Regions from separate parts of the Homo sapiens genome. Here all the other regions are linked to region 2. Evidence: chromatin loops called from intact Hi-C (ENCODE). Cell type or tissue: PC-9. All regions are shown on one strand. Region 1 overlaps ZNF385B (zinc finger protein 385B). Region 2 overlaps ZNF385B (zinc finger protein 385B). Region 3 overlaps ZNF385B (zinc finger protein 385B). Region 4 overlaps ZNF385B (zinc finger protein 385B).

The links. A loop is a pair of places that touch in the nucleus more often than their neighbours do. Peaks named below come from ENCODE experiments on the same cell type or tissue, not always from the same donor. Only the 100,000 strongest peaks of a DNase experiment are listed, where the experiment ranks them.
Region 1: a loop joins it to region 2, with 9 times the contacts of the local background. A loop is called at or near these places in 2 of 110 quality-filtered maps.
Region 3: it touches region 2 in a loop (12-fold over the local background); 2 of 110 quality-filtered maps call a loop at or near these places.
Region 4: it touches region 2 in a loop (9-fold over the local background); 14 of 110 quality-filtered maps call a loop at or near these places.

The regions. Positions count from the first base shown.
Region 1 is chr2:179,688,784-179,693,783 of GRCh38, reverse strand. The region is part of intron 3 of ZNF385B (zinc finger protein 385B); the gene reads left to right. Among named protein-coding and RNA genes, the nearest start is that of MIR1258, 170 kb to the left of the region's middle. In PC-9, no CTCF peak of the experiment used is centred here; no DNase peak of the experiment used is centred here.
Region 2 is chr2:179,593,154-179,598,153 of GRCh38, reverse strand. The region is part of intron 3 of ZNF385B (zinc finger protein 385B); the gene reads left to right. Among named protein-coding and RNA genes, the nearest start is that of MIR1258, 270 kb to the left of the region's middle. In PC-9, no CTCF peak of the experiment used is centred here; a DNase peak (open chromatin) is centred at 1,953; H3K27ac peaks cover 738 bases.
Region 3 is chr2:179,709,576-179,714,575 of GRCh38, reverse strand. The region is part of intron 3 of ZNF385B (zinc finger protein 385B); the gene reads left to right. Among named protein-coding and RNA genes, the nearest start is that of MIR1258, 150 kb to the left of the region's middle. In PC-9, no CTCF peak of the experiment used is centred here; a DNase peak (open chromatin) is centred at 3,015.
Region 4 is chr2:179,749,000-179,753,999 of GRCh38, reverse strand. All of the region lies in intron 3 of ZNF385B (zinc finger protein 385B), which reads left to right. Among named protein-coding and RNA genes, the nearest start is that of MIR1258, 110 kb to the left of the region's middle. In PC-9, CTCF peaks have their summits at 2,393 and 2,592 (motif pointing right); no DNase peak of the experiment used is centred here.

The DNA of each region.
Region 1 (5,000 bases), 96 kb before region 2:
GGAGATGGAGGGACCAAATGTGTAATTTACCAAGACAGGCAGTTATTGCTTTCTTGGTTCTGTCAATCTGTTCGTACCTGTGATTATTTCATAAAAAGTATTTTGAATGATGTTACATGTTTATCAGTTTCAGGAACAGCTCTCTGGAGCAGGACACCAATGTCAAAAAAACGTAGCCAATGAAACTCTGGATTTTTTTAATTAGTTATCGAACTCTAAGAACTTTGAAATTATGTTTTTAAGTTATTCTTTAAACATTTCTGTGTCAGAAATAATTCATTATTGCATTATTCTCTCCATTTTTATATTGGGTCTATTTATTTGGCCCTGTCAGACAGCCAGTAGGAATAGAAGATCATAATTCATATTTCTCTATTCATATATTTAGAGAATAGTGTTACAGATATTGAGACATGGTGGCCATGTTTCTGCCCCCTTCTCCCTTCAGTCATTCAGCATCCCACCTGATTAACTAAAAGAGTATAACTCACAAAAGGAACATGTGTGGTGGGTTAGATGAGAATTGCTAACATAAGTGAGCCTCTCTTCTTTAAATGAGTGTGCGTTATCCTGACAGTTGGTAGAAACAAGGTTAGGAGCCATTGCTCCTGGGATAGGCTAATAAATATGGACCAAATTAAACACTTCTGATCTCTTAGAAAAATATGAAAAAATTGTGCCTGACTAGAGTTGTTCTAAATCAGTGCTTCTCAAACTTAAAAAGGCAAGCTCTGATTTAATAGTTCTTGAGTGAAGTCCAAGATTGCATTTTCTAACAAACTTCCAGGAGATAGACACTGCTGGTGCAGGGACCACACCGAGTAGCCAGGGTCTATGAGGTCCAGGTTTGCAGTGGTCCCCTTAGGGTACTGGAGTTGAAAGGTGAAATGACAGGGCCTGCTGCAGGAGGAGGCAAGTACTTGCTCCTGTGAACAGAAGGGGCAAGGAGGAAGCTCCAGCAAGCACTGAGGGAGAGGCACTAACCATGGAAGAGTGATGAGTCAGAATCCCTGCAAAATCTTCACCAATGAGAGCAGACTTCTTTTGAGAGATGGTCTCTCAGAAAGTTGCTAATATTTGGAGAGGTAAATGAGAAACATTATTTACACAGTGGCATGAAAGACAACTTTAGCAACCAGCTTCTGAGTGAAATACAGGAAATTGGCATATCAAAGTGCAGTAATACATGTGAAAGCACTTTGTGAAACGTAAAGTGCTACTCAAATATAGGGCACTTATCATTAATCTAATAGCCTTGGGCAAATCAACTGACATGGGGTTGGGGAGGTCACATCAAGATTATCTATAAGGGATACTGAGGGAAACGGGGATTTGGAGCAGTAATGAACAGCTAGTTTTAAAGTCCACGTAGAGAATGGAGGAGTGGGAAGGATACATGTGGTGACAAGATCTTTTGCTTGGGGAAGAACTGGAACCAGGGAGCTATAAGGGACCTTAAATGTCTCTTGAGGCAGATCCCACACTTTATATGTGAGCAAACTGAGGTCCAGGAAAGCTAAATTATGTGCACAAAATGACTCAGCAAGTGGGGAGCAGAGCAGTGACCCACCCCTTCAGCACTTGGAGATAGAGAGCAGAATGATGGGTCACCAGAGGCCAGGGGTAGAGGGGTAAGAAGGGATGTGGTGAGTGGGTACACAAATACAGTTAGATAGAAGGAATAAGATCTAGTGTTTGGTAGTACAATAAGGTGACTATGGTTAATAATAATTTATTGCATATTTCAAAATAACTAAAAGAGTGGAATTGGAATGTTCCTACCACAAAGATATAATAAATGCTTGAGGAGATGGATACCCAAGTTAGCCTGATTTGATCATTACACATTGTATGCTTGCATTAAAATATCACATGTATACCATAAATATGTACAACTATTATGTATTCATAATAATTTTAAAAATATTTTTTTAAAAAAATAAAACATTTTAAAAACAATAAGATACCCAGTTAAACTTGAATTTCAGATAAACAAAAATAATTTTTAGTTTAAATGTGTCCAATGAACACCTCTCATAAGGCCCAGTATATGTGATATACTGAAAAATTACTTGTTTTTGCTCTGAAATTCACATTTAGTTGGACATCCTATATTTTACCTGGCAATACTAGACTCATTGAAACTTCAGTACTTTTTAGTAAGTAGAGATATGCGATGAGGAAAATAAATTTCTTGAGCTGCTATTCACCTTGTATTTAGGATACAACTTTCATCAGGATGTGAGGTTCTGTGTGTTTTTGTTCCTCGGAGTTTCTCCAGTATCTAGATCACTCATAGCATTTGGTAAATATTTATTGAATGAGACAGTGAAATGGTAATGGTTAAAATATTGTGGCATGCAGGATGCTTAACATAATAAACAACAGAACTGACATTTAGATATTTCTTCTTAAAGAATATTCTCTGGGGCTCATATTTCATTTTTTTTATCAGAGCAGATCTTGGGTGAACTTCTCAAGAATGTTCACTGTAACATAAATGATACAAAGGATAGATTTTGAAAATGAACTTTTGAGTTCGTTTTCATAGGGTTTGAAAGTTCTGGATGACTAGTTTATTAGAATTACAAGATTAATTCTTAGGACTTTAATTGATTAATAACCTAAGGATTTAAGATGTGGCATATAGCACAAATCAATGTGATTTGGGATGTATTTCTAAAAAGAAAAAACAAAACAGTTCAGAACTCATTTTTCACCAAAGGGAAACATGACAGAGGTGCTGATAGCTGGAGCCTTGTCACTGCCTCCCTGCCAGCAAGGTAGGTGCAGATGGAGTAGATCAGAGTCATCTTCACCTTCCTCTAGATCTAAATCAGTGTTCAGGAAACTGATCGAGTGCACCCAGATTCAAGCACCTTTGATAAAACCATAATCTTGTAAGAATTCTTAAACTGAGACTTGTGGCAGAAAAGGATTTGGTGAAGTGCACGAATAATTACAACTGTCATTTGTTAAGGATTTACTGTGAGCAAGCATGATTTCATTTAATTTCATAAGACTCCTGCGAAGAAGGTGTGACCCCATATTTCAGATGAGAAAACTGAGGCATAGAAAAATGAAGTGACTTGACATAGTAAGTGGTGAAAATGGAATTTGACCCTAAGTTTCTTTCTATGCTACAACACTGCATATCAACTAATTCTTAGAATAATACAGTCCTGCAAAATATTGCCTTATTTTTAAAAAATCAGCAATTGAACACAATTACAATTGGCCCTTGAACAGCATGATTTTGAACTGCATAGTCCACTTATACATGGCTTTTTCCAACCAAATGCAGATCAAAATACAGTATTAATGGGATATAAAACCTGCATATGAGGAGGACCAACTTTCCTTATATACAAGTTCTGCAGGGCCAACTGTGAGACTTGAGTATGCACAGACGTGAATGGTCCTGGAAGCAATCCCCTATTTATACTGAGGGACTACTGTACAATTAGATCACTTTTCCGTGAAGCTAGCTCCGAGTTCACATGAAGATAATAAGCATCCTCTAACCCAAGGTCATCAGTCCAGTATCTCAGTTCTCTCTCTTTTTTTTCCCCTCTGTCATCTCTAGGAAGGCGACACACTCCCTCTGCATTTTCTCATTGTGCCGTTATCATCTTACCTGGGTCTATCAGCTGGTGCCTGGGCAAGCAACAGATGGTATATTCAAATAGAGTAATTGAAGAGAGTTTAATGAAGTTAATATTTTCTAAGGTATGGGCAGAGTTAGGAGAACCAATGGAAGAGTGAAGAACCAGAGACTAGCAATGCTGGAATCAATTATTGTTCCTAGACTCTGACGTTACTAGAAGACAAAGAGAGCTTTAGCTATAGGAGAGAGAAAACCAACAGGTAAGGAGCTGCTGTCTTCCAGGAAAGGATACAGCTAATTCATTGACATCAGGAAAGTGTAGAACCAAAGTCTGGGATAAAAACAAATAAACACACACACACACACACACACACACACACACACACACACACATGCCCCTGCCCTCACGCTCTTCTTCATGTAGTCTTGTCTTTTGCTGGTGGCTAACATTAATGGAACTCAATGAGAAACCAGAGCAGAAAGGAGGCACTGATGTAGTCAGTCTCCTGGGCACAGTGCAGGGTGAGGAATGGGGAATATTCGATCTAGAAGGGCAAATGGAAAATATCCATTGCATAGAGCTTCACTGCCATGGTCCTGTAGACCAATAAGCTTACCTTCCTTTCTCCTACACTCTTGTTTTCCATGTTCCCTTCCTTTTCTCTCCCAAGTTCTCTCTCCTGCAGTTGTCCCTCCATGCGCTGCTCTGCACGAGGGCCATTAGTGCTCTGTCCTTCACTTAAGTGATGTTAGCCCAATACTGGACTGAGTGTCCACAAAGCTTCAGGTTCTTTCCAACTCTGTTCTTAAGTCCATGCAGAGATGCATATGCATATGCTGTGGCAGTTCTCACTAGGAGCCCCCTCCACCATCACCTAATTCCTTGGTTCTCGGCTTTTACCCGTAAAGCTTTTCTTCCTTGTCATAACCATTGGCAGACTGTTTATCTGCCTCAGCATACCCTAGAGTGTTAGAGTCCTAAAGGTGTTTCCCTCCAATAGCCACACTCCTAGGAAATTAAGTAGACTCTGTCTCCATGGCAGTCCTGATTTCCTACATTTCATTTTAAAACTACATTTATTTTATTATGCACTGAAGTATTATTGACACATCATCCTCTAAATATAGATCTCACTGCGGTTAGAGGCAATGTCATACACTTCTGCTCATCACCAAAAGCCCAGGAAGAGTTCTCTTCCCATACAAATATTCAACATATTTCTTTAGGTTGATTGTTACAATAAATGCAAGAATTCAGAATGATAATATATTTTTAAAACCTAGTCTTTTTAAATAATTGACGATAAAATTGTATGTATTTATCATGGTTACCAGGGTCTAGGGCAATTGGTAGGGGTTGGGAAGATGTTGGTCAAAGTATACAAAATTTCAG
Region 2 (5,000 bases):
TATTATTTTTTAGTTTTCAAAACTTTGTATTCATTGAGTATGTCTTCATCCTAAAGAATCTAATATAAAAAAAAGCACTTTACTAACCACAAACTAGTTTGTAACAGGGTATACTGTAATTACCATGGCAATTATATTAGACATCTTTTTTTATTCTTGCTAACTTGGAATTATTTCAAGATTTTCTCTTTGGACTGACATTTTCAAATCTTGAGCTCTAGTGAAGATGATTTTTACTTCTTCACATTGTGAAAGTTGAATTAATCTTTTCAGAGAGTTTTTCATATGGTTAATTTTTGGTATTGGGACACTTCAACTTAGAATTTGAACTTCAAACCAAGAAAAAAAGACTTATGGGGCAATAATATTATTTATCTTTCTTTTTCTGACTGTAAGACATGAACATAATATATATTTCATATCAACCTCATAAAACATTCCAATGTTCCCAGGCCACATTAAAATGCAAAATAAGATGGTATTATATAACTTGTATCAATAGGACCCATGAATAATTGGCACAAAGATATCTGTGCGTATGTCGTGTGAAAAGCTCAGATGGAGTGACTACAAGAAAGGTGGATGGAAGGAACATGAAAGACTAATGAAATCATAATTTCAAGAGTAAAGCTACTGACTGTGAAGGATACAGATTAACTTTGTATATGCAGTCATTGACATATTAAGTTATGCCTGTATCCAAACTTAGGTGTCAACATAGTACATTTTATATGTAAAAAACAGTCAAAGTAATATATACATCCTAGACTTTGGCTACCACTAAACTGTATTAAAGTGTTGCTGTACCTTTTAAGACAAAATGATGCAGTAAACTCACCATAAAAATATAAAACCCAGATTTGTGGCTGTTAAAAATATAACCACCAAGGGAAGTAGAACTTTTCTGAAGATATAAATTAGGTACCTGAAGTGGCGTGCTGCCATAACAAGTAGCTAAAAATGTAAGAAATCAGAAAGTGGATAGAGGCTGGAACAATTTAGAGGAGCATGATAGAAAAATCCTTGATTGCTTTGAACAGACTTAGTAGAAATATGGACATTAAAGACTCTGCTGGTAGGGGCTCAGTAAGATATGGGAAACAAATTATTGGGAACTGAAAGAATGGAGATAGATCCTTGTTACATAGTGGCAAAAAGGCTTAGTGGAATTGTCTCCTTCAGTTATGTGGAAAAGAGAACCTGTGAAAGATGAGCAAGGATATCTAGCTAAGGAAATTTTCAAGCAAAGTGTTGAAAATGTGGCCTGCTCAGAGTTTTACTCTTTTACTACCATTTTACTCTTGCTGCTTAGAGTAAAATGTCAGAGAGATAAATTGGGGTAAACTATTAAACAAAAAGAAACTCAGTCTTGACAATTTGAGATATTATCAGTCTATTCAGATGACAAAAGATGGTAAAAGTAAGAGATTGCTTCTGAAAGTGTGGCATAGGAAAAAGAAAAGCCAAGGGTGTGGTTGTACAACTCTTTGCTGAAACTTTGAAAGATCAAAAGATTAGTGTTTGGCCCTAAGACACTAAAGTTGTGCCTAATAGATACCAACTTAGAGGGCTTCAGTAAACCTTAAGAATGTTGCCCTCAGCCATCTCAACAGAAGCCAACGATAGAGGAAGTCTCAAAAAGATTTGTAGATGTGGCCTCAGTCTGATAGAGAACATCTCTGTGTCATCCACAAGAGATTCACTAAGTTTTTGAGAAAATTATATCAGCAGAAAACTGCCAGCTTGGACTGAAAGGAACAGGGAGACTACAAAGTGAAAAAAAGGCTGTTAGATACCAAAATTCCACTTGCAGAAAGCAGGCTGATAAAACTACTTAGTTTCAAACTACTGTTCAAAAAAGATGAATGACTCAGCAAGCAGAACCAGTAGTCCAGGGGAAAGAATTGAGAGCCTGTAAGTAAGAGTCTATCCTGTTCAACGCCTGTGACATCCTAAGCAGAGAATCCAGTCACACCCACTCAGACTTCTAACCTACAGAACTATGAGGTAATAAATGGGTATTGTTCCAAGCCACTGATTTTTTCTTGAGTAATTTGTTATGCAGCAATAGAAACCTATTAGAGATATTAAAAGTCCATCCACTAAAGATTTTGAAGAATTTAGTAGAGAAAATAGTAGTTCCTTGAAATTTTTATATATACCCACTCCTAAATTGTTTACAAAATGCTTGCTCTGAAAACAATTTTTTTAAAATGCTGTATTCTGTAGATAGTTTCTATGAAGTTATAAATGCACATATTCCTGGATTCAGGAACTCACCAGTTATTTTCTTTTTCTTTTTTTTTTAGACAGGGTCTCACTCTGTTGCTCAGGCTGGAGTGCGGAGCGCAATGGTGCGATAACGTGCCTAATGTGCTTGTGGTTCCAGCTACTTGGGGGTGGGTTGCACTTAGGTATGCAGATCGCTGGAGCCCAGGAGGTCAAGATTGTAGTGAGCTGTGATCATACTACTTCACTCCAGCCTGGGCAACAGAGTGAGACCCTGTCTCTGGAAGAAAAAAAAAAAAAGAATATCTGGGATGGCTGAAAAACAACCTTTAGCTTGAGTTTCTAGATATGACTTCTAAAGCCCTATCAGAGAACTGGGCTGCTCAAAGAGCTGCAGCTGCTGCCACCATTAGGAAGCATCACCACCCTGCACCTCTGCCACAGCCCACAGCATTACAGCCAGATCTTAGGCCCATGTGACCTATTTTAGCATTCCTGAATGATGGAACCCAAACCATCCATGGGAGAACATATAGGAAATGTAGTTTTTAAGCTTTACAGGAAGAAACATTAGAAGAAAGTTGGCATAGTTGTTGAATAATCCATAAGTATCTCCCACAGGGACATAATGATTTAAATTAAAAAGGCCTTAGAAAGCCATTTCATTGAGGAAGGCAAAATTTTTCATTTTGGAAGTAGTAATAAAAAGATCAGATACCCTATGGATGATTTTTTTCCTTTGAATCTTCCTAGTTTCAGATCTTCATTAATTCTTTTAAGTGATAGTTTTCATTTTTTTCACTATAAATTTCCTATTGGGTGATTAATAGTAAAGTAAGTAAAGATAAAAGATTATTTTTATTGGCATTTATCTTATGCCTACATAAAATTTGCTTTATCATATTATCACAGGTCTACAAAGTTTTTTTCTAGTCGTTTCTAACTTAAGTTCACTAGCTGCACATGGGCATATGTGCCTGTACCCAGCTACTCAGAATGCTGAGGTGGAGGGATTGCTTAAGTCCAGGAGGTTGAGCCTGCAGTAAACCATGATTAGGCCACTGCACTGAGCTGGGGTGAAAGAATGAGACCTTGTCTAAAAAAAACAAAACAGAAAAAAAAAAAAAGAGTTTACCTATATCAACTGAGACAATGGCTTGGTATCATGGTTTGAATAAGATATTGTTGTCCTGAGAGGAGAGTCCTACTTACTTACAAGCATGTTTTGGCACTGAGCCTCCTCTTTATCTGAACTGGCTTCAAAAATACTAGTGTCAAAAATAACATCAGCATATAATGGGCTTACAGCAGTGATGGTAGTTTTAGTAACTGAGTCAACCTTAGGCCAAGTGCCATTTGCTGGCTCAAGTCATATGTTAGGGTATTATTTTCTGTGACTTACAATCAGAACATTGGGGCTTAGATATAGGTAGTCACAAAGAAGAGTAGAAATCAGTAGTGGTGAACAGTCTCTTCCCTGCTGTAACATACGCAAAAAAGTAGGTATATTATAAAGTGTATGATGATGAGTTGACCATGACTAAATTAGCATACTGCCATTTGAGAGCACTGGACCATTTTCAGTAGCTTTGAGTACTGTTCATTAATGAAACTTGATGGAATTAACCACTTCTTATTCTAATGTTTATTTAGATGTATTTGTGTGACTGCCAAATTAAGTTGAAGTTACAACTGCTGTATAACAATAACAAATTACTAATCTAAACGAACTACTAATCTATACTACTAGGCTAAGAGCTAAAAGGAAAGCAAAAACAAGCTGAAAACAAATAATTGGGGGAGTGAAGTGAATTTTTTTAACTTTTGCCTTCCCTTAGTAACTGATTTTGCTTTCCTTGGTCTTCTGTTTCTTTTTGCCTACTTTTCTTTTACAAAGTTGAAAGAAGTCTGCCTGATCTTCCCTCCCCTATTCCCTTTCTCATCTTGACTTATATGCCCTGGAAATGAAAATTGTAATTGGGAGAAGGGGACTACTTCATGTGTACACTCTTGACAGGAGAAAGATTATGAAGGGGGATGGCTATAACTAAGGTGACCATTTAGCTTGATTTTCTTGGGGCCTTCCTGGCCTATGACTATTAATAAGCATCCCCTTTCATTCTCTAAACTTTCCTGGTTTGGATAATAAATTACATCGTCACCCTAGTTATAACTTGGATGAGTTAAAGGATGGTATAGATAAGCGTAAGAACTTTCTCTAAAAATGTTGACAGTAGTTGACATTTTGGTAGAAGCAGGCTTAGCTAGTCTCTTGTTAATAACCATAAGGACAGAATTGCTTTTCTTGATACTTGAGTACCTGTGTACTCTTCAGAACTATGTTATCTTTTGGGAGTGTTTTAAAGCATTTAAGTAATTGTTCTACGCATGAAAATTGAACTACTCAGCATTCTTGTACATGTATAATAAATGAGAGGATATGTTCAATTTAGTAATTTAAGAAAAATAATCCTAGTGAGAATTCTTATTTGAAATTGTATTTCAGAAATATAAATGGAGATTTCATCAAACGTATTCCTTGTGGCTTTTTAAAAAATAAGTTGTTCAAGAATACCATTGTTGCTAATAATTTTTGGTAAGGAAAAACTATTGAAATGGAAAACTGAATATTTGGAATGTTCAGCAAACAGAATAACAATTAATAATGTCTTTTTCAGAAACTTTAATATTTTTTTCATTTACAATTTCTGAATGTTATTTTTTGTTTTATTTCAGTGTTTATTATAGTTTTTCAAAAAAGTGTTTCTTCC
Region 3 (5,000 bases), 120 kb before region 2:
TTCTGGCTGTTACCCTAACCTTTTAACAGCCATAGCTTTTGACCCCACAGCCTTTTTATTGTTGTATAATACAACACTTGCCCAGATCTGCCTTTCCTAACCTATCTCCTTTGTTAAGGAGGCATTGCATGGTTGAAAATAAAGCTGACTGCTGGGTGTAAATCCTAGCTCTACCACCTACTTATTGGATATTCTTCGATAAGTAACTTAAGAGCTCTTTGCCTCAGTTGCCATGTACATAAAATGGGAATAACAATAGTCCTTGCTTATGAAGGTATCATGGAATTAACTGAGATAATGTTGCTGGAATAACAGACGTTGGCACATGTACTCAATAAATATTAACTCTGGTCATTGTTATTGTTATTATTTGTAGTGGTATTATTCCAGCCCCTTACTTTTTCCATGGTCCTTCCTATTCCTCCTCCTATGCCTTAGACTTTCTAAGTAGCTCAGTTCTTCATAGGTTTGTCTGACTGGGCATGGCTCTCTGCAGGGCAGAGTAAACTGACTTGGCATTTTGCTTGACTTTCCAACATTCAAATGTTTACCACTGTACCCATTTTGCTTAGAACCTTTCCTGACATGATAAGTATTTATCAAGGAATATTATTTTATGATATCTATTCTGGAGGCTAGATTATTAAGAAAATTAGTATGTCCTAACCTTATATAGGGCAAAAATAGGGGACTGGAATTACAAGAAAATTCTTACACTGTGAGTGGACCAATATAAAGATTTATGAGTTAAGCAGGAAACACACAGCTCAGTGTTTTAGATAACACTTAGGATTCATCTAATCCCATTCCTTACCCAACTAGAGGCTTTTATAACATGCATTTATTCAGTCAATCATTAATACTTATTAAGAACCTATTTTGTGCCAAGCCTTATGTTAGGCGGTGAAGATACATGGTAAGTAAAGCAGATTTGGACCTTGCCCTGATGGAGCTTACAGTGAAATGGGTGCAGCCAATATTAATCAAATAATCATGCAATTATGTGATAGGTACTGTGAAGAAAGCACCTAGGGAAAAATTAGAATAAATAGCAGGGAGAATGAGTCTAGGTTACAGGGAGAGGGAATAGTTATAGTGGTCAGAGAGGAAATTAGCTGAGATTGAAGATTAAATAGGAGCTAACTAGTTGAAAAAAGAAATACGCATTCTAAGGAGAAGGAGAAAGTGTGATGATGTATTTGAAGAACTAAAGAAGACCATCGTGGCTGGAGCCGAGAGAGAGGAACAGGAGTCAGAAATGATGTAGGAGAGGTAAATATAGGTAAGAACTAAATCCATTTCATCCAATGCATTTATCCTATTTTCCACTCTTGAAAATATAAATGTTCCTTGATTTAGGATGAGGTTGCATCCCCAAAAACCCATCTTAGGTGAAAATATTGTAAGTTGAAAATGCATTTAATACACCTAACTTACTGAACATCATATCTTAGCCTAGACTACCTTAAATATGCGCAGAACACTTTTATTAGCCTACAGTTGGGTAAAATCATCTGGCAACACAGTCCACTGTGGAGTGTGGGTTGTTTACCCTCCTGATCACGTGGTTGACTGGATGCTGTGGCTCACTGCTGTTGCCCAGCCTCACGAAAGGGTATAGTGCTGCATATTACTAGCCCAGAAAAAGATCAGAAGTCAAAATTTGAAGTATGACTTTTATTGAACGTGATTCACTTTTACACCATAACAAAGTCTAAATATTGTGTTAATAAGCCAAACCATTATAAGTTGAGGACTGTCTACACAATGGATTGAAGGGAGGGCAAGAAAAGTTAGTAGGAGACTATTAGGAGAGATGCTTCTCAAATTTTAATGTTCCTATAAAGCATCTGGGGGTCTTGTTAAAGTGCAAATTCTGATTTAGTACATCAGATACGAAGCCTGAGAATCTGCCTTTCTAACAAGCCCTCAGTGATGCTGGCGATTCTTGTCCTGAGATTTCACTCTGAGCAATGAGTACCTGGATGAAACTACACTAGTGGTGGTGGAGATGGAAAGGGACAGATTCAAGACAGATTAGAGAAACAAAAGCAACAGAGCCTATTGAAGAAGAAGATGAGAGCCATGGTGAAAAGAGGAGATATCAAGGACGGTGTCTGTATTTCGGGCTTATACAACTGGCTGTGGATAGTGCTACTCACTCCAGAATGCTTAGGGAGTTTAACATATTCTGTTTCGTGCATGAACAAGGAGGCTAGTAGTAGGGTAGAATTCTTGAGAAAAGTGGAAATGGTTTGAAGTTGCTACCAGGGAGTATTGAAGAGAACATGGATTAAGAAAATGTAGAAAGTTTACTATGAAATTTTGAAGATTGGGGATTGGAGACTAGAAATCATAGTATTATCAGTGGGAGAAAGCATAATTTTATCCAACAAAACTTAGCAACCCAGAAGTAGAGAATGTAATAGTTGAATTAGTGTAAGATTTAAATTTTTCTGTGAATGTTGACCAAAGATAGTGTATCATTAGAGTTATCCATGTTAATGAGTGTCATGCCAGAACCTATTGACTTCAATAGGGATGGCACCATGTTTGAGAGGCCAAAGAAGGGACCCAGAGCCGGCAACCAAAACACAGAGTTTATCGAGGGGACTTACATACATGGCAGTCCAGTGGCAGTAGGCCGAACAGAACTGCTACCATTTGTAAAAAAAAAAAAAAAAAAAAAAAAAATGCAGTTTATATAGCATTTTTGCAGTAGGCTGAACAGAACTGCTACTGCTTGTTAAAAAAAATGCAGTTTATATAGCATTTTTGCAGTAGGGAACAGAACTGCTACCACTTATTTAAAAAAATGCAGTTTATATACCATTTTCACTTAGCATCCTCCCCCTAGCAACCTCTACCTGGCAACCTTCATTTAACCCAAAACAAAGGGCCTTGATTCCCTCTATAGCCTGTGTTCCATGGGATGGGCCGGGATTTAGATGTTCCTGATAAATAAGGAATGAATCTCTGGGTTGGCCACTCCCAGATTCTTTAGCTTGGATTCTGAACACACATTCTTTTTATACCATGGAGTCATTCTCCGCATATGCTTAAGTTAAACTCTTGCTATCAGGTACATCTGCCGTACATTCCACCCCAGCATACCCTCGAATGGACCTCACATTCTTTTCATGTCATTCTTCCACTATTTCCCTGGGGCCAGGTATATAAAGAGGAGCATTGCAGTCAGACATTGCAGCAGCAATACAAACTACAACAACAGAAAAAAATAACGTATATAATAATAGTCTTAGAAAGTTTTGTCAAGTGTTGGGGAATTGATTAAACCACATGGTTATAGGGCTGCAAGACAGAGATTCTATAGCAGGAATATGTATACCTAGGGCCTGCATGGCTTGGGTTACATTGCGAGAGTAAATCAGTGATAGATATATCACATTTGGTGTTAATTATTGCTCAGGTTCCACCTGGGCGGCAGTTAAGATGTCCAGGGCCATGTGATTTTGCTAAGAATGGTGCACATCCCACTACCTGTATCTGCTCTGCCATTATCCACCCTGTCCCATCATGTACAGCCTACCCCACAGTGGGGGTAACATTAACTTGCTTCCATACTAGGAGGAAAATATGTTGTCTCATCTTGTTGATGGTGGGAAACTCACTACACGAGGTGCAATTGTCACTAAAGGGAAATAGATGAGGGTCATTATACTAAGTACAGAAGTGGCTCCAGGTACTCAGGTGAGGTGCTTGGAGCAGGCCTGTGATGGAAGAGAGTGGCAGCTCTCTGCAGTCACAACAGTCTGTTTGTTATAGGGAGAGACCAGCATCTGTGCTCAGTCGGTGAAGAGGTTTGCTGCACACCACACCGTCTATGGGTGGACGGGGAGATGTTTAGTGGGTACAAGAAAGGGCAAGTCATGGCCATTTAACAAGACACAAGAAGTTCTGTCATTTTGAGACCAACACCACTGGTAGCAGCCTGGTGCCTGGATTACAATACCAAATGGACTGGCCCCCGCTCTTCAGCACATGGTAGGAGGACAGAATAAGACAATGGAAGTATTAAAATGTTCCGTAATGGGAGGATGACAGTCCTCTTGCACAAGGGAGGACTAACATTCATTATTTTAATCGTACGACGGGGAGTAGGATGTAAAATAGATGTGATCTGTATATTCTGTTCTAGGCCCTTCCTCCATGGAGTGGAAGTACCATACGATTGGGGAATGGTTTGCTATTTCCAGGGCCATTTAATGATGTGCTCCTGGGTAGGTAGTCCTGTGGCAAGGGCAATAGAGGTTTCCTTGAGTCCCAGGTTGGGGCAAAGGTATACTGTCCCTCAAACTGTCTACCTGGATCCCAAGGGTGGCATCTAGTCCTTGTGTCAGGAGAGTGTAAGCGCTGGGGTGATGAGACATGCATGTTCATCCAGGGTACAAGTAGCTGCTGGTAAGTGGCATGTCCATCCACAGAGCCAGAGAACACATCTTCTCCGGAGTCGTTGCATCAACAGTCCGTTCATCCATTCAATCAGCCCCACTGCTGTAGGATTGTGTGGCAGGTGGAAATGTCAGTGAATATCCAGGGCCTCCATCCATTCCTGCACTTTGTGTCTGGTAAAGTGTGAGCCCTGGTTACTGTTGAAATCCGTGGGGATGCCGTAGGTCACACACAGCTGCACTAGTCCTACTATGGTACTTTTCTGTGTGGCATGCTTGCTGGGATATGCCTGCAGTAGCTCTGTGCAGGTGTACACACAAGTCAAGGCATAGCAATCAGGTAGAGGCAAAGGTTCTAGGTAGTCTCCCTGCCACTGTTGCACTGGGCTCTGGCCCCAAGTGATCTGTGCCTATCATGTGGCAAGGGCCTGGAGGCCTCCCTGTGCACAAGTAGAACATTACTGTCAGACACCTACTATGTTTTTATTTAGTAGTAGCAGGCCCCAGTTCTTCACTGTGGCTCAAAGGGTACATTGTCCCCAGTGTCATCTTATGTAGCCAATGGGCCACGTCTTCTGTGGGAACTTC
Region 4 (5,000 bases), 160 kb before region 2:
GGGATGCCCTCTCTCACCACTCCTATTCAACACAGTGTTGGAAGTTCTGGCCAGGGAAATCAGGCAGGAGAAAGAAATAAAGAGTATTCAATTAGGAAAAGAGGAAGTCAAATTGTCCCTGTTTGCAGATGACATGATTGTGTCTTTAGAAAACCCCATCGTCTCAGCCCAAAATCTCCTTAAGCTGATAAGCATCTTCAGCAAAGTCTCAGGATATAAAATCAATGTGCAAAAATCGCAAGCATTCTTATACACCAATAACAGACAGAGAGCCAAATCATGAGTGAACTCCCATTTACAATTGCTTCAAAGAAAATAAAATTCCTAGGAATCCATCTTAGAAGGGATGTGAAGGACCTCTTCAAGGAGAACTACAAACCACTGCTCAACGAAATGAAAGAGGAAACAAACAAATGGAAGAATTCCATGGTCATGGATAGGAATAATAAATATCGTGACAATGGCCATAAAGCCCAAGGTAATTTATAGATTTAATGCTATCCCTATCAAGCTACCAGTGACTTTCTTCACAGAATTGGAAAAAACTACTTTAAAGTTCATATGGAACCAAAAAAGAGCCCACATTGCCAAGACAATCCTAAGCCAAAAGAGCAAAGCTGGAGGCATCACGCTACCTGACTTCAAACTATACTACAAGGCCACAGTAACCAAAACAGCATGGTACTGGTACCAAAACAGAGATATATATAGACCAATGGAACAGAACAGAGCCCTCAGAAATAATACAACACATTTACAACTATCTGATCTTTGACAAACCTGACAAAAACAAGAAATGGGGAAATGATTCCCTATTTAACAAATGGTGCTGGGCAAATTGGCTAACCATATGTAGAAAGCTGAAACTAGATCCCTTCCTTACACCTTATACAAAAATTAATTCAAGATAGATTAAAGACTTAAATGTTAGACCTAAAACCATAAAAACCCTAGAAGAAAACCTAGGCAATACCATTCAGGACATAGGCTTGGGCAAAGACTTCATGACTAAAACACCAAAAGCAATGGCAACAAAAGCCAGAATTGACAAATGGGATCTAATTAAACTAAAGAGCTTCTGCACAGCAAAAGAAACTACCATCAGAGTGAATAGGCAACCCACAGAATGGGAGAAAATTTTTGCAATCTACTCATCTGACAAAGGGCTAATATCCAGAATCTACAAAGAACTCCCAACAAATTTACAAGAAAAAAACAAACAACCCCATCACAAAGTGGGTGAAGTATATGAACAGACACTTCTCAAAAGAAGACAATTATGCAGCCAGACAAATGAAAAAATGCTCATCATCACTGGACATCAGAGAAATGCAAATCAAAACCACAATGAGATACCATCTCACACCAGTTAGAATGGCGATCATTAAAAAGTCAGGAAACAACAGGTGCTGGAGAGGATGTGGAGAAACAGGAACACTTTTACACTGTTGGTGGGACTGTAAACTAGTTCAACCATTGTGGAAGATAGTGTGGCAATTCCTCAAGGATCTAGAACTAGAAATACCATTTGACCCAGCTATCCCATTACTGGGTATATACCCAAAGGATTATAAATCCTGCTGCTATAAAGGCACATGCACACATATGTTTATTGTGGCACTATTCACAATAGCAAAGACTTGGAACCAACCCAAATGTCCATCAATGATAGACTGGATTAAGAAAATGTGGCATATATACACCATGGAATACTATGCAGCCATAAAAAATGATGAGTTCACGTCCTTTGAAGGGACATGGATGAAGCTGGAAACCATCATTCTCAGCAAACTATCACATGGACAAAAAAGCAAACACCACGTGTTCTCACTCATAGGTGGGAATTGAACAATGAGAACACTTGGACACAGGAAGGGGAACATCACACACCGGGGCCTGTCGTGGGGTGGGGAGAGGGGGAGGGATAACATTAGGAGATATACCTAATGTAAATGACGAGTTAATGGGTGCAGCACACGAACATGGCACATGTATACATATGTAAGAAACCTGCACGTTGTGCACATGTGCCCTAGAACTTAAAGTATAATAATAAAAAGAAACTAAAATTCAATTAGTAAATAAATTAAAAAAAGAGATTTTAAAATGAGCTTGAGTAGATTTTAAAGTCAGGACATTTTGGATGGGGGAGAAGATAAGGGTAATAAAACCTGGGTATTTTGCAGCAGGAAGTGGAGTAGTAGTTTGGATGTGGGAATGGACAGCAGGATTGGAAAATGGGTTGTCAGTTGGAGTGTTATACATAATTTTATTTTTTTCTTGCTGCTATAGTCTGTACTGTTCTTTGACGCCCCCAGGATCCTCTGTTATTGTTTTCCCCGTCTCCCTTAAAGATTTCTTAATTTCATTCCTATTCTACATTCAAGAAACAGTTATTGGTATTAAATGGCTTCTGGGGTCAGGACATTAATGATAGGTATTATAACTCTTAAAATATGTGTGTAGGGTTTTAAATACATAGGCCAGATTTATCACATTGCATCTCATGCATATTTAAAATGTTAAATTTATCCTCAAATATGTTTTCCCAGAAATTTTTGAAGAACTTTAAAAATTAAACTTGAAAACGCGATACCACAGAATTACCACAAGATGGTGCCATGAGTATATTGAAAGTATGATAGTTTCTTCACTCCCTTGCCCACATCAATATTCTGATGGAACTTATTATTAATGAGTATGGAAAGCAAGAAATACCACACCAAGGAGTGAGGATGTGTGGACATGCATGTGTGGGCAGGATCATGCTCATTTGAAAGACTGAGCACCTTGTATGCAGTAGGCAGAATCTGTAGGGGAGACATGGCAGGGGGTGGGGAGGGTGGGAAGAGCAGGAGAGATCTTTCTTTAGTTTTCAGGAATAAAAATTACTACTTAAATATATTAATATTGTCCATGTCTGGAAAAAATCTCCATTTTAAGAGATATCAGGAATGAACATTAATTTTAAATGATGCAACCTTTGGTTTGCATGACAGATTTAGAGACAAGGCTAGAATGCATCAGTATGATAATGTATTTTACCTTTTCAGTAGAAACACATAGTTTTAAATGCTTGCTTTCACTTAATTTTTGATGAATCAACTTGCCATTTATCATTCAACCAAAATATCTGACTTTTGCAAATATAATTACCATGGTGAATGTATAACAAATCATTGCGTTTCTACCAGTAAGTGCACTAGATAAGTAAATCATTTCAGTGTGAGGTAGGTGGGTTAAAGTATTTACAATATACTTATTTCTTTAAACCTCTTAATTAGTAAGTTCAGAAAACTCGTTTCATAGAATAATTATTATACAATCCATGTATTGGATAGAGCCCATATGACTTATGGTTTTTAGTGAAGGGACAGACTTAGAAGGGGAAAAGGCCTTGGTCAAAATATGTCAGATTACACCTTTGAAAATAGGGCATCCGCTTTTCTTTGTATAAGTCACAGGTCCTTATAAGAGCACTCAGGAATTGTCTCTCACTTGTAGTACTTCAGACCTGGTGATGATACATATAGTAGAAGGAATACTGATATACTTTTCTAAGTCATTGTCTTACTGAGAATTGATCACTGTTTAGTTTCCAAGTATTTTACAAAATCCTGACTCTATTCTTCAAAGCAAGGATAAGAGTTGGTACCCTTTATCTGTTCTCCCCAGATAAATTTAATTGAGACTGATATTGTAGGGTTTATTGAGATTGAAGTTCCTTGGGAATGAGAGTAGAGAATTTTGGAAATAGGATGAAGTCTCAAGTTACAACTCTAACCACCTCCTGCTGCACAAATGCTTTGAATTTGAGACAGAGCTCCAGCCGTTTTCAATGGTGTCAGAAATCTAAAACTATACCTGACATAGACTTGGCAAAGTCATTATAGAACATCTCCATATTCTGTACATGTGGTTAAAAACTGTCAAACAAGGGTGTGGATTATACAAGTGTGTGGATTAAGTACAGAACTCTAAGGGATTGATACATAAAAGAGTTTGAATGGAAGTTTGATAAAATGATTAAAAGGAGTGGTTGACCCTTTTTTAGTGAAGGACGGATTATCTTTTTCTTTAAGAATGCTTCTGAATATAAACTTTTACATATTATATGTATTAAAAGATAAGAGTTGCTTAATATTAAGTCTTGGTTTTTAGATTTTGAAAACCAAATACACCTTTCAGTGTGGAAACTGAGTCTTAGACAATCATGGCAAGTGTTTACATGTCTGAGTGATTTAAATCATCAAAGGCATATTTAAAACCTTGGTGTCTGCCTGGAATAGAAGTGTTACCCATTTTAAACTAATCTGGGGAGAAGGGTTTTCAGTAGTGAGCCAAGCCCAGTGGTAATTAGTGAGTTCAATTTCCACTGGGGGGATGAATGTATTTTCACTTGGACTGACCAGCTTTCTTCACACAGACATTTGACTTTCACATCTTAACAGTGTTACAGCCAAGGAGGCTGTTGGACAGTGTTCTGGGTTAGACATCCCTCTGGAATGTTACAGCTGACCATATGGTTGGTATATGTCCTTGGCACCTAATGGTTTTTCTCGAGCTGGTTTTTGGGCCAGCTGTGAAACATATTTGCTCTTCTGATTACATGGAGTTTGGAGGAGGTGGAAGGGCTGGATATTGTACTTTTTAATGGGCAGAGTGTGCTGGCACTCACACATAATGTTAACACACTTCATTTCAAGAGCTTGCCCTCTGGTGAGCCTGCACTGCAATCCAGAGACTGTTGTCCTGTAGACACTGAGTATTTATCTATTATTTAATGGACTTGATGTGAAAGGTATAGGGAGCTTTTTTTTTAAATCATAGCCCTGAAGTGTTACTCATCTTATAGGATAGTAAGTTACTTTTGGAAGCTGCTGTAACTCCATCAAACCTTCAGGGCACCATTTTGGTTGCTAAAAAAAAGAAGAATTCACCAAATTATGTTGTATTGTCAAAAAAATAAATGCAGTTTCCTTCTTCAGATAGAAAATGAC